2 separate regions of the Homo sapiens genome follow, and region 2 is linked to region 1. The links are chromatin loops, found by intact Hi-C in ENCODE. Cell type or tissue: dorsolateral prefrontal cortex. All regions are shown on one strand. Each heading gives the region's core, and the rest is flanking DNA. Links, peaks and the distances in the headings are about the cores only.

Region 1 (5,352 bases), core at 1-5,000:
ATGTTATTTATTGTCTAGTAGATGTGGGGAAGGGGAGAAGGGACAAATATCAGAGGATACAAAAGAATTAAGCTGTTCTTACTGTAGACTATAACTGGACAAAAACAAAGTGGTAAGGATATGCTTCTTTTGTTAAAGACAAATACTTCTAAAGAGACGGTTTAACCTGATGGTGTTGCTTATTATCATCCTCCTAAGGAGCCTAATTAGACATTCTTTTCTAATTGTTCTTCTCACAACCTATTAATACAGGTTGCATATCCCTTATCCAAAATGCTTAGGACCAGAAGTGTTTCAAATTTTAGATTTTTTCAGATTTTTGGAATATGTGCATATACATAATGACATATCTTGGGGATGGGACCCAAGCGCAAACACAAAATTCATCTTTTTCATATACACCTTATACATATAGCCTCATAGTAATTGTATACAATATTTTTAATAATCTTGTGCACAAAACAAAGTTTTGACAGTGTCTTGACTCTGACCTGTCACATGAGGTCAGTTGTGGGAGTTTTCCACTTGTGGCATCACATTAGCACTCAAATAGTTTCAGCCTTTGGAGCATTTTGGATTTCAGGTGGATTTCAGCTTGAATTTAATACAAGCTCAACTTGTATTAAAAATATTCTGTATATCTGTTTATGTGTACTCTGTAGATCTGTGCTTTATATCATAAAAAAACTTATTTTTTTCTAGGGGTGATATTACTTCATTGAAAATGCATGGTTTAACTCAGCTGGAGTCAAACAGTACCAATGTCATACCCCAGAGCCTCTCCTTCCTTCCCTTGTGCCTTTGGACGAGTTACTTAAAGCCTCAATTTCCCCATCAGAAAAATGGGGATGAAAATACTGTTCTCATTGGGCTGTTGTAAAGGTTAAATAGGCTAACATGTCTAAAGTGAATTACAACCTCAGATACAAACTCAATCCCACTTAAAGGATTTTAGACACAAAATACTACTTAACTGCTACATAGCTTCCACTTTTAGGCTGTTGAAGAGGGAAAAATTCCTGTTGAACCTAAACACTACCAAGTCAGTGTTTAATGTTTCTTAACAGAGCAACATAATCTATATACAACTTCTGTCCAGCCCCAGCTGGTGTTTCATTTCCCCCTTACACCTTTGCTTCTATATATATATAGAAGCATATATATATATATGAACACGGTACTGGTTTACCAAGAAAGGAATCCATTCTCTCCCTCTTGCATCTAATTCCTCACCAATAAACACATCTAGGTAATGCTCAGTAACAACTTTTCAAACCTTTCAAATATTTATTCTTGGTGCCCAGATAAATGCCACTGAAGATCTCTTTGGAGTTCTAAATCCCTAGAGGCTTTAGAGCAGAGCTATTGATTTGCAAAGCCAGCCATGGGGCCAAATGGAAGGGGAAGGCATCTGCATTAACAATCAGAAGCCAGGCCGGTGCGGTGATTCTGTAATCCCAGCACTTTGGGAGTCTGGGGCGGGTAGATCACCTGAGGTTAGGAGTTTGAGACCAGCCTTAGTAACATGGTGAAACCCCATCTCTACTAAAAATACAAAAATTAGCTGGGCGTGGTGGTGCACGCCTGTAATCCCAGCTGCATGAGAGGCTGAGGCAGGAGAATCACTTGAACCCAGGAGGCAGAGGTTAGAGTGAGCCAAGATCCCGCCATTGCACTCCAGCCTGGGCAACGAGAGTGAAACTCCATCTCAAAAAAAAAATAAAAATAAAAATAAATAAATAAAAACAATCAGAAGCCAACCTGGTCTGCCCCCATGTGAACAGTGTGAGAAGAATCAAGATCAAGGACACTTTGGGGACCCTTGCTATATTGTCAACTTGCTCATGTCTTATCCTGCCAGACAGAGAAATTTTGATAGCTTTAGCCAGGGTGAGATTGTTTTTCTTTACTACTCCAGACTTTTAAAATGACATTTGCAGTCTGAGATAAGAGCAATTAGTGTACACAAAACAAAATAAACAAAAAACAATACACAAAGCATTTCTCTTCAGATGCCTGTTGGCTTTCACCATATTGACATTTATCGCTTTCTCCTGTGCTTATTATAAATGGTTGGTTTGTTCTTTTCTTTCCTACTTACTTCCAGCCTTGAGTCAGTGAATGCCAGGTGCAATATTATTGCTTTCTTCCCAACTGCTGCTCATTATAGGTCTTATTCCCATAGTATTAGCTTTTGTCCCTGAATGCTGGCCATGACAGTTAACAAGAATTTCCATTTTAGGAAATGAATCTCACTAAACTACAACTATCAACAAAACAAAATTTTCAACTAAAATAATGCAATGTGGTTTCCTTTGATTCACTCAGATTTTATGCCTCTGTCCTGGCATAAACTCAAGAAGGTAGAAATGCTACTCACCAAACAGTTGGACTGGTGTAAATGGTATGGTCTGAGAAAGCCTCATTAAATTATTCCTTTCAATGGCTGCAAACAAAAACAGATTTTCTATTTTAAGTATGCATCAGTGGCTGAATTTACAGAAAGCCTCTCCACATCAATATATTCATATAATGCTATTTAATTTCAAAGACCTCTTATTTTTGCCATTATCAAAAATATAATCTATAATACAGTCTTAAAAATAAACTATGCCTTAAACAGGAAAGAAATCCCAATTTTAGAGGCATTTAATATGAGATTATGTCACATGGTCTGAGGTAGGACTATCACCTCCACTCTCCTGAATACCAAATCACATACTAATCCATACATATGTGGAACTTTCTTTTAAATGGCATTTTAATCCGTGGACTTTGGTTTTCCTTTCCGAAGCAAATCCAAAGCACGGTGGGCTGTGGGGACACCTACTGTTCACTTTGCACAGTTCATCTTCTTTTTCCAGAGAGAGCCGAAGACCGATTTTAATTAGAAGCGAGTGATCTGCATTTTCCTGTTAAGAGCTATAGCCTAACAGATCAGAGTCAATATGAGTTACAGTATTCCTCACTAGAGACTTTCTTAAGTTGACAGCTGGAGTCAAAATAATAGATTACTGCCGAGCTGAAAGACTCAGTTGTAAGAGCCTGGGTTGAGGAGTCTGGAATCCACTGCAACTCTATTCACTACAAAGGAGAATTCAGGATAAGGCAATCTATTACTAGACCCTGAACAAACAACCTTATATAATTATAACAGTAATTATCGCACCAATAAGCTCTTACTCATGTATTGAGCTTTAGATTTGTAAAAGGCTTGCCCATGTATTATCTCATCCAATGCTGAGAGCAATGACTCCCAAGAAACCATCCAATGGCACAAGTCCAGTTGGTTTTTATATTGCTTTGCATTTCAAAGTGTTTTCCTCTTAATTCTCAACTAGCCCTTTGGCAGACTGTTCCTCAGGAAGGGCAAGTACAATTATTCCCACTTTGAAAGAAAGACAACTGAAGCACTGTGAAGTGATGTTGCTTAAGAGAGTCAAGACCCTTGACATCTTTGTTTAATAACATCTTTGTTGAACTCACTTTGTGGGGTTGGCCTTCATTCAGTGATCATACTCACTGAGGCCCCATTGAGGGTACAAAACCCTCCCTCAAGGAACTACTTTCAGGTCTGCCTTTTCCCCAGTCCAAAACATTGAGATCTCTGGCTTGGGGCTGCTTTGAGCGTGCAAAGAATTTTTAGATTTCAAGGTCATCTTTCTACTTTGCAATCTGGAACTTGAGAATGCAAACATTTTGCAAAAATGCAAATTCTCTTAAATTCTGAAAACTTGTTTTCCCAAGTCAATGGCAAAGTTAGAAATTGGAATGTTCTTCCCATCAAAGTGAACAATAACTTTTCAAGTCGCGAGCCATGTCAGTAACACAGAATTTGTCAGTGTTTCTGTTTACAAATGCAGAAGCACAGACATTTAGCTCAGCTGACATGTCTATGTGCATATGCATCCTACCTGAATAATGATGGTGAGGCTCTTGAGGGCTTTTTAAGGAGGCTGAGATCTCTGAAATTAGAGAGGAGATTGGCATTTTAATTACATGGCTGGAGATAAATACATGTTTATGAATATATTGCCTTCAAAGTTATTATTGAACAGGTTAATCAGAATGGCTTCTCAGTATTCGAAAAAGCTTGCCTAATATTTTTTAACCACAGTATTGCGCATGGTATCCTGACAGCTTCCAATCATCAATGTAATATCTCCAAACATATTTATATAGGGAATTGAAGAAAGGCAGGTAATATTAGCCTCAAAGATGTATTTCCTCTGAATCAATTACACCTCTGGGTTGCAGAAGGCACTCAGCTGCCCATCATACTTCACGACATCCCAGAAGCATGATTCTCTGAGCTCCCTACCAAGATGCAGTGCCCGTAGAAAGACAGTATTAATACCAAGTTATTAACAGACTACTTCACTGACCTAAAATAACAACAAAATGCTGAAAACACATTAAAAGCTATATACTGGAAACAAAGAAGAGGGTGGATAATATAGCACCAAGAGATTTGTTTGGTTATACAAGGACTATGTGTTGGGAACACCTCTTCCAAGTTTAACTCATTCTCTTCTGTCTGCTCCAGTCCTAAATTACAAGGCTCTAGAGAAATCCCTTGCAACAGTTTTGCTATTTCATAAAATCAAAATTAAAGTGGAGAACTTTGGTCTCATGATGGCAACTGTTTTATACCTCGCAGAGTAAGCAGCATAATGAGCCCAATTTCGCAGATCTCTCTGGGTTTTTGTTGCTGGATAAGGAAAGGAACGAGAATCACTTCCTTTAGGGAGTGTTGGCAAAAAGTAAGATCAGCAGAAAAGACTGTTTCTTTCTGAAGTCATCAATAAAAACAAAAAGTATTCCTCTCCCACTATGGATCATACTAGGCATGAGAGATATGGGTAAGGTGTGGTTCCCACCCTACCGAAAAGCAAATGTATTAGGAGAGAGAGACAGGTAACTATAATCACAATACAGTTAAAGTAATATACGTAATAAAGGTATATACAGAGGTTTATGGAACACATTAATTCCACCTGGAAGGTAGGGCCTTCATAAACAGTGTGAAATGCTTAAAGTGTATGGGCATCTGAGTCTGATAAAACTGAGTTTCAGTCCTGGCTTCACTGCTTAAGGAGCTGTGAGACCACATTGGTATTTATTCAATATACATTTATTGAGTACCTACTATGTGCCAGGCACTGGTCTATGCTCAAGAGGAAGAGCAGTAATCAAAACAGATAAAGTCTCTAGTTCCATTCTAGTAAAAGGAAATAGAAAATAAATATATAGTGCATATAGTATAGTGTGTGTGTGTGTGCGTGTGTGTGTGTGTGTGTGTGTATGCATCAACTTAAGAGAGTTAGAAAGCATGGGGAAAGGAAAGTTGCT
Region 2 (5,388 bases), core at 188-5,187, 160 kb before region 1:
AGGAGTGTGTTTCCAGAGAAATGAAAAGTAAAGGTAATTGTGGATGTTCAATAAATATTAAACAGCCTCGCTGTTTGTGGGAAGCTTCAAGTACATGATTAAGTTGCAGGTGATAGTAAAGGAAACCAGCATGATCTTTAATTATAAAATACTTGTTAGGTTTGATTCCAGTAAAATGCAATTACCTTGAGACTTCTGGTAATATCTCACAAGAGGCTATGTTCTCAAGATGAAAGCTTTTGTGGATGCATGTTAGACTCCATTGTTTGGGACCATGTACACCCATCCTGGCTCCTGTCTGTAACAGCTAATCACCATTAACTGGACGAGCCTTGCAGGAATTCCCAGTTGTATGCCAGCCATTCTGTGGCCTGCCTTGAAGTATGGAAACATCACAGAAGTGGGAATAAGGGCAACAGTGGCAGACCACAGCATTAGCTAGGCTTAGGGAGAAAGAGAAGGGAATTCAAGATTTCATAGGGGACAAAAGAGGGCCCAGTAGGAGGGAGAAAATGGAATTGTCCTTGTACATGTCATGATGATTATAATGCAAACAATTTTTTTTAAGACTAGCAGGGAAACCTCTGGATTTCATTTTGGAAAAGTATCCATCAATCTGTATAGCTTCATTTTAAAATGAAATTTTTAATCAGTGTATATTTTTTGAACCCGCCTGGGAAAGCAATTGGTGGGCTTAGAAAATGTTATTTTGAAAGCCTTTTTTAGTTTCGTGCTGGTAGGGTTCCAAAAGCCTTTTTTAAAGAACATTCTTATATAATAATGATAGCTAACACTTAACTAGTGGGTACTACATGCCATGTACCAGCAAGTGCTTTATGTATGTTAACTCTGTCAATACTCATAATGAACCCATGGGGAAACCGTGGCAGTAATGCTCATTCATTTGTCTACAGTCACACAGCCTGTAAGAGGAGAATCCAGTTTTCATGTCCAGGCAGTCTGGATGCAGAAATAATGCTCTACCCCGTCAACATTGCCTCCAAGGCCAGTGCTCTAGAGGTTTCAAGTGTATGTAGGTTACAAGAAAGACTGCATGTGTGTGTCTATGTATTCTGCTGAAGGGAGATGCTTAAGATGAAAATGTTTACCCATTAAAAACTATGTTGCTTATCTTCTTACACACTGAAGCAATTGAATTTTGCTGGGTTTTTTTTCTCTCTATGTTCATCAGTTTCTTCTTGTACAATCAGTTCTATGAATTGGACTTAGTTTCTTCACTAATGTCAAAATCGTTCTGTAAAAGAGTCCTATCCTCCTTTTAAGAATGATCTTGGTGTCTTTCCTTTGGCTTCCAAATTATTACTACTTTAAATTATAGTCAAGGGCTTTAATGCAGGGTTACCATGATTCTACTTTTAGGCATCTACTTAGTTTCCTTTGCTCTTCCTCACCCTAAATTTGCTCTAGGGAGCACTGTCAGGCATCACAGTACATGACTCTTCAAATGGAAAGTACCTGTCAGTAAGCAAAATAGTGTGTATATTTCTATTTGGAAGAAACTGTGAGCTATGGGCATGCAATTGCAAGGTGAATGATAGATGGCTCCAAAACCAAGAGCAAAACACTTCCTGAGAGAAAGTTAGCAGAAGGTGACACCCATTATGGATGCAAAGTGAAATGGGGCAGAGACACCAAAACCAAATAAGCGGGTTTGCCCCAGCTCTTTTACTTTCCAGTTATTTAGCCTCACTGATCCTCAGATTCCCACCCTATAAAATGGAGGCAAAAACATTGGCTCTGTAGGTTTATTATGAGAAATAAATGAAAACCTGTATAAAATGCCTGACACACTGACAGATGAGTTATGGTGCCAAGTAGTAATTGCTTTTGTTCAATTTGGTTTCTTAACTAAAAGGAACCTTGTGACCCTCCTTGAGACTGTCTCCACAGTTCTCGGGCCCCAACTCAAAGAATCCTAAGTATTAGCAGAACTGAAAGAAATCTCAAAATATTATGTAGCCTAACTGGATAAAGTATTAATCCCTACCCACCCTCCCATTTTACAGATCAGGAAACTGAGGACCTGAGAAGGTAAGTGGCTTGCTCAAGGTCATACAGGAGCAAATGAGGAAGATAAACTTGGGACTAAACACTGCCTCCTTATTGGGCATTTTTCACTATGCTTGCTGTTTTTCTTTGTACTAAAAGTCTTAGGACAGTAGGGGTCATCCAAGAGCAATCCTCTCTAAATTTTTAGTGTTTCCAATCACCAAGATCATATGATAAAAACAGGGGTCTAGAAAGGGGACAAGATACTGATTATATTAGGTCGTTAATGGCTCATGTGAGAAAGAAAGCAGTAAATGTTTATTGAGAGCATTATGAAGATCCAAACTGAACATCTTTCTAGAGATGGTCCTATTGCCACATTATTTGGTTGAGTAAAGTATGTTTAGGTTTAGGGAATGAAGGACTTTGGGAAGTCAAAGACAACCGTGTAAAAACACCAATGACATGCAATTTACCCATGTAACAAACCTGCACATGTACCTTCTGAACCTAAAATTAAAAATGGAAGACAAAAAATTAATAAAATTTAAAAAGACGACCAAGTGATACAGTTGTCTTATCAAATGAATTCTTTAAATTGTGACATGAAATGCTGTAAAAGATATTTTATTTTGAATTGTAAAGGTTTATTTGGAGTAGAAGATCCTTTTTAAGGATACCTTATTAATACCATATACCACAAGTGTAGTTAAAATGGTACAAGACTTTAGTCTTCGGCACTGTTTCTATATGAAGTATATTCTGGTTAACTCACTACTGGGGTTCTATCTTTCCTCCCAAGGCCACCCAAGTCATTTGCACAAGTTCTGATTGCCAGTCAGGTACTCTGCTGGTTGGTATGTTTCAGCATGTCCTCATCCTTTGTCCTCTGCCTGTCCTGCTGTACTCCAGCTCACCAATCAGCAATTATCTGCAAGTGAAAAGAGAGGACTCACTGACCTTGATTTTATATATATGAGTAGATGAATGTCTCTTCCCAACGAACTAGTGTTTATACTCTATTAATCCTATGTATGAAGATTTTTAGTTGAACATTAAATTATATTTTTGAGATTTTCTAATGTTTATTCCATTGTTTCCTCATCTAGACTAATAAGCAACAATTTATATTTAGTAAATAATATTTAGTCTTATAAGAAGCATCCCATTTCATAGGACTTTCAGCAAGTCAAGCAAATGAACATAGAATTTTAAACTAAATAGATATTAAGTGCTGGACAGTAGCAAAACTACTGTTTTATTACTTATTAAACACAATTAATTAATTAAACACATTAATTAATGATTTACACATTGCAAAGTGTACTTTCACAGTTTTATATTTCTTTCTTTTTTTTCTATTTGTCTGTTTTAAGTTGCTGGCAGCATCTTTGAGCATTTTAAACAGGCTGAATTCCCAAAGGCTTTCCTCCTGGACAACAGAATTAAATGAATTCTGAGGGGTGGGTCAGTTTTTTTTCTCCTGGTTTTGTTAAAAGCTACAATGTTGCAATACACAAAAGTTGGGTTGACACAAGATTAAAATATTGATGGTTAACAAAGCTTCTGGATAACGAGCTTATTTGCCTAAGAATGTAAATTGCAAACCTGAACTTGAGAAACCCTTTCATTGACTTTTCCTATCATATCACACTCACCACAATAGAAGGGAGTAACATATAAAGCCCCAGCAATACGAAATGGAAAATACCAGATTTTTATTTCAATTGGTACCACTCAGCCTTGGCTCTCATCTGTCAGTGGACAGAGTTTCTTTCTGGGAAGCCTTATCTGACCACAGAACATTGCGAGAGCAAGAGCGGTGTTTCAGAGCTTAAAGAGTTTTACAGTAGTTCCCTCTTATCCACGGTTTCGCCTTCAGCAATTTCAATTATATGCAGTTAACTATAGTCTGAAAATATTAAGATATTTTGAGAGAGAGATAAACCACATTCATATAACTTTTTACAGTATGTTGTTATAATTGTTCTATTTTATTATTGTTGTTTATTATTATTGTGCCTAATTTTTAAATTAAACTATCATAGGTAGGTATGTATAGGAAAAAACATGGCATTTAGAAGGTTTGGTGCTATCTGTGGTTTCAGGCATCCACTAGGGGTTTAAGACCATATCCCGTTTGAATAAGTGGTGACGACCGTATTTAGCAGGAGTAAAATTTGGAAAGGCACAGACATAATATACCTCAACAAGAGTGTAAGTGGAGGGATGAGGAAGTCATCAGCCAGTGTAAAATAAACTTCCCTGTGACACAGAGAATCTCCAAAATATGTATAAAATACAGTTGAATGTTTTTCTATGGTAATTTGCTAACCCAATGTTACCTTTTGCCAAGATTTGCATGGATACTCAAGAAAGTGAAATTATTCTAATAGATCTTGTTCCTTGATTGGGATCCAGAATCATCTTTCCATGAGATACTGCCTAGCAAACCGTGTAAGACCAAGACAAGAGTAAAGTCTCATTGGTACACTAATTGATGGTGGCTAATGGGAAGATTAGAGAGACTACCACTTCTCATTTGTCACTGCAGTGCCCCAAAAATAATTCTATAATGATTTTTTTAGGAATATACTTTTTTTCTGAAAGGAATTAAGGCCATCAAAATATGTTCATCAGGGATAGTAAATCAGTTAGTTGCATTTTCCTTAAACTGCTGATCCCAACCAATTCACAGAAATCAGCCCAAACAGGTGATAAGAAAACTCGCTAGCCAATGTTTTATAGTGATGTCATCTTACCTTGGGGTAGCCACTGAAATAAACTGTGCCTCAGTTACTTTGACTGTATAATGGGAATGTTTATAACAGCAAAAGTAGTAAGACAAAAATTTCTCTAGAAAGTCCACAAATAAATAAGGGGAAGTCATAGCTCTTTCAGAATCAAATACTCCATTGAATCTCCAGACGTGAATGAAGTTTTGCCCCACCCAGCTGTGGGGAGGAGCCAGAATTTCAGATGGGGATGCAGTCCAATTTCTTCCCTCTACATTAAGGGCTTATTCCTGAGTAGTCTCTGAACTTGGTAGCACAGAATCACAGACATCTTACATAATTTCTCTGTGTCCCTAAGTTGAAATAAGAATGTATTTACTAGCTTCTTCCCTCATGAAAATTCACCAGGCCCTTAAGAACCTCAACCCTTTAAACCTTCTTAAAGGTCCTAAGCCCCAGAGAAAAGTCTCCGTGCAATCTCAGAGACCAAAAAAATGCACCTATGACATATAAAACAGATAGTGGTAAAAGGTTAGGAAAAGATCTACTCTTTCTTGAGCTGTAAACAAACATTCTCCATGTGCTCTACTGCTACATCAGCTGACTAATAAACTAAGACCAGTTTCAGGGGGAAAATGGGGAA

The links. A loop is a pair of places that touch in the nucleus more often than their neighbours do. Peaks named below come from ENCODE experiments on the same cell type or tissue, not always from the same donor. Only the 100,000 strongest peaks of a DNase experiment are listed, where the experiment ranks them.
Region 2: it touches region 1 in a loop (5-fold over the local background); 22 of 110 quality-filtered maps call a loop at or near these places.

Annotation. Positions count from the first base shown.
Region 1 is chr9:74,740,181-74,745,532 of GRCh38, forward strand. TRPM6 (transient receptor potential cation channel subfamily M member 6) reads right to left here. Exons shown (of 39, transcript NM_017662.5): 32 at 3,915-3,965; 33 at 2,381-2,446. Among named protein-coding and RNA genes, the nearest start is that of TRPM6, 150 kb to the right of the region's middle. In dorsolateral prefrontal cortex, for the core only: CTCF peaks have their summits at 2,825 and 2,829; a DNase peak (open chromatin) is centred at 2,821; H3K4me3 peaks cover 796 bases; H3K27ac peaks cover 785 bases.
Region 2 is chr9:74,576,010-74,581,397 of GRCh38, forward strand. All of the region lies in intron 1 of RORB (RAR related orphan receptor B), which reads left to right. Among named protein-coding and RNA genes, the nearest start is that of RORB-AS1, 80 kb to the left of the region's middle. In dorsolateral prefrontal cortex, for the core only: a CTCF peak has its summit at 2,163; no DNase peak of the experiment used is centred there.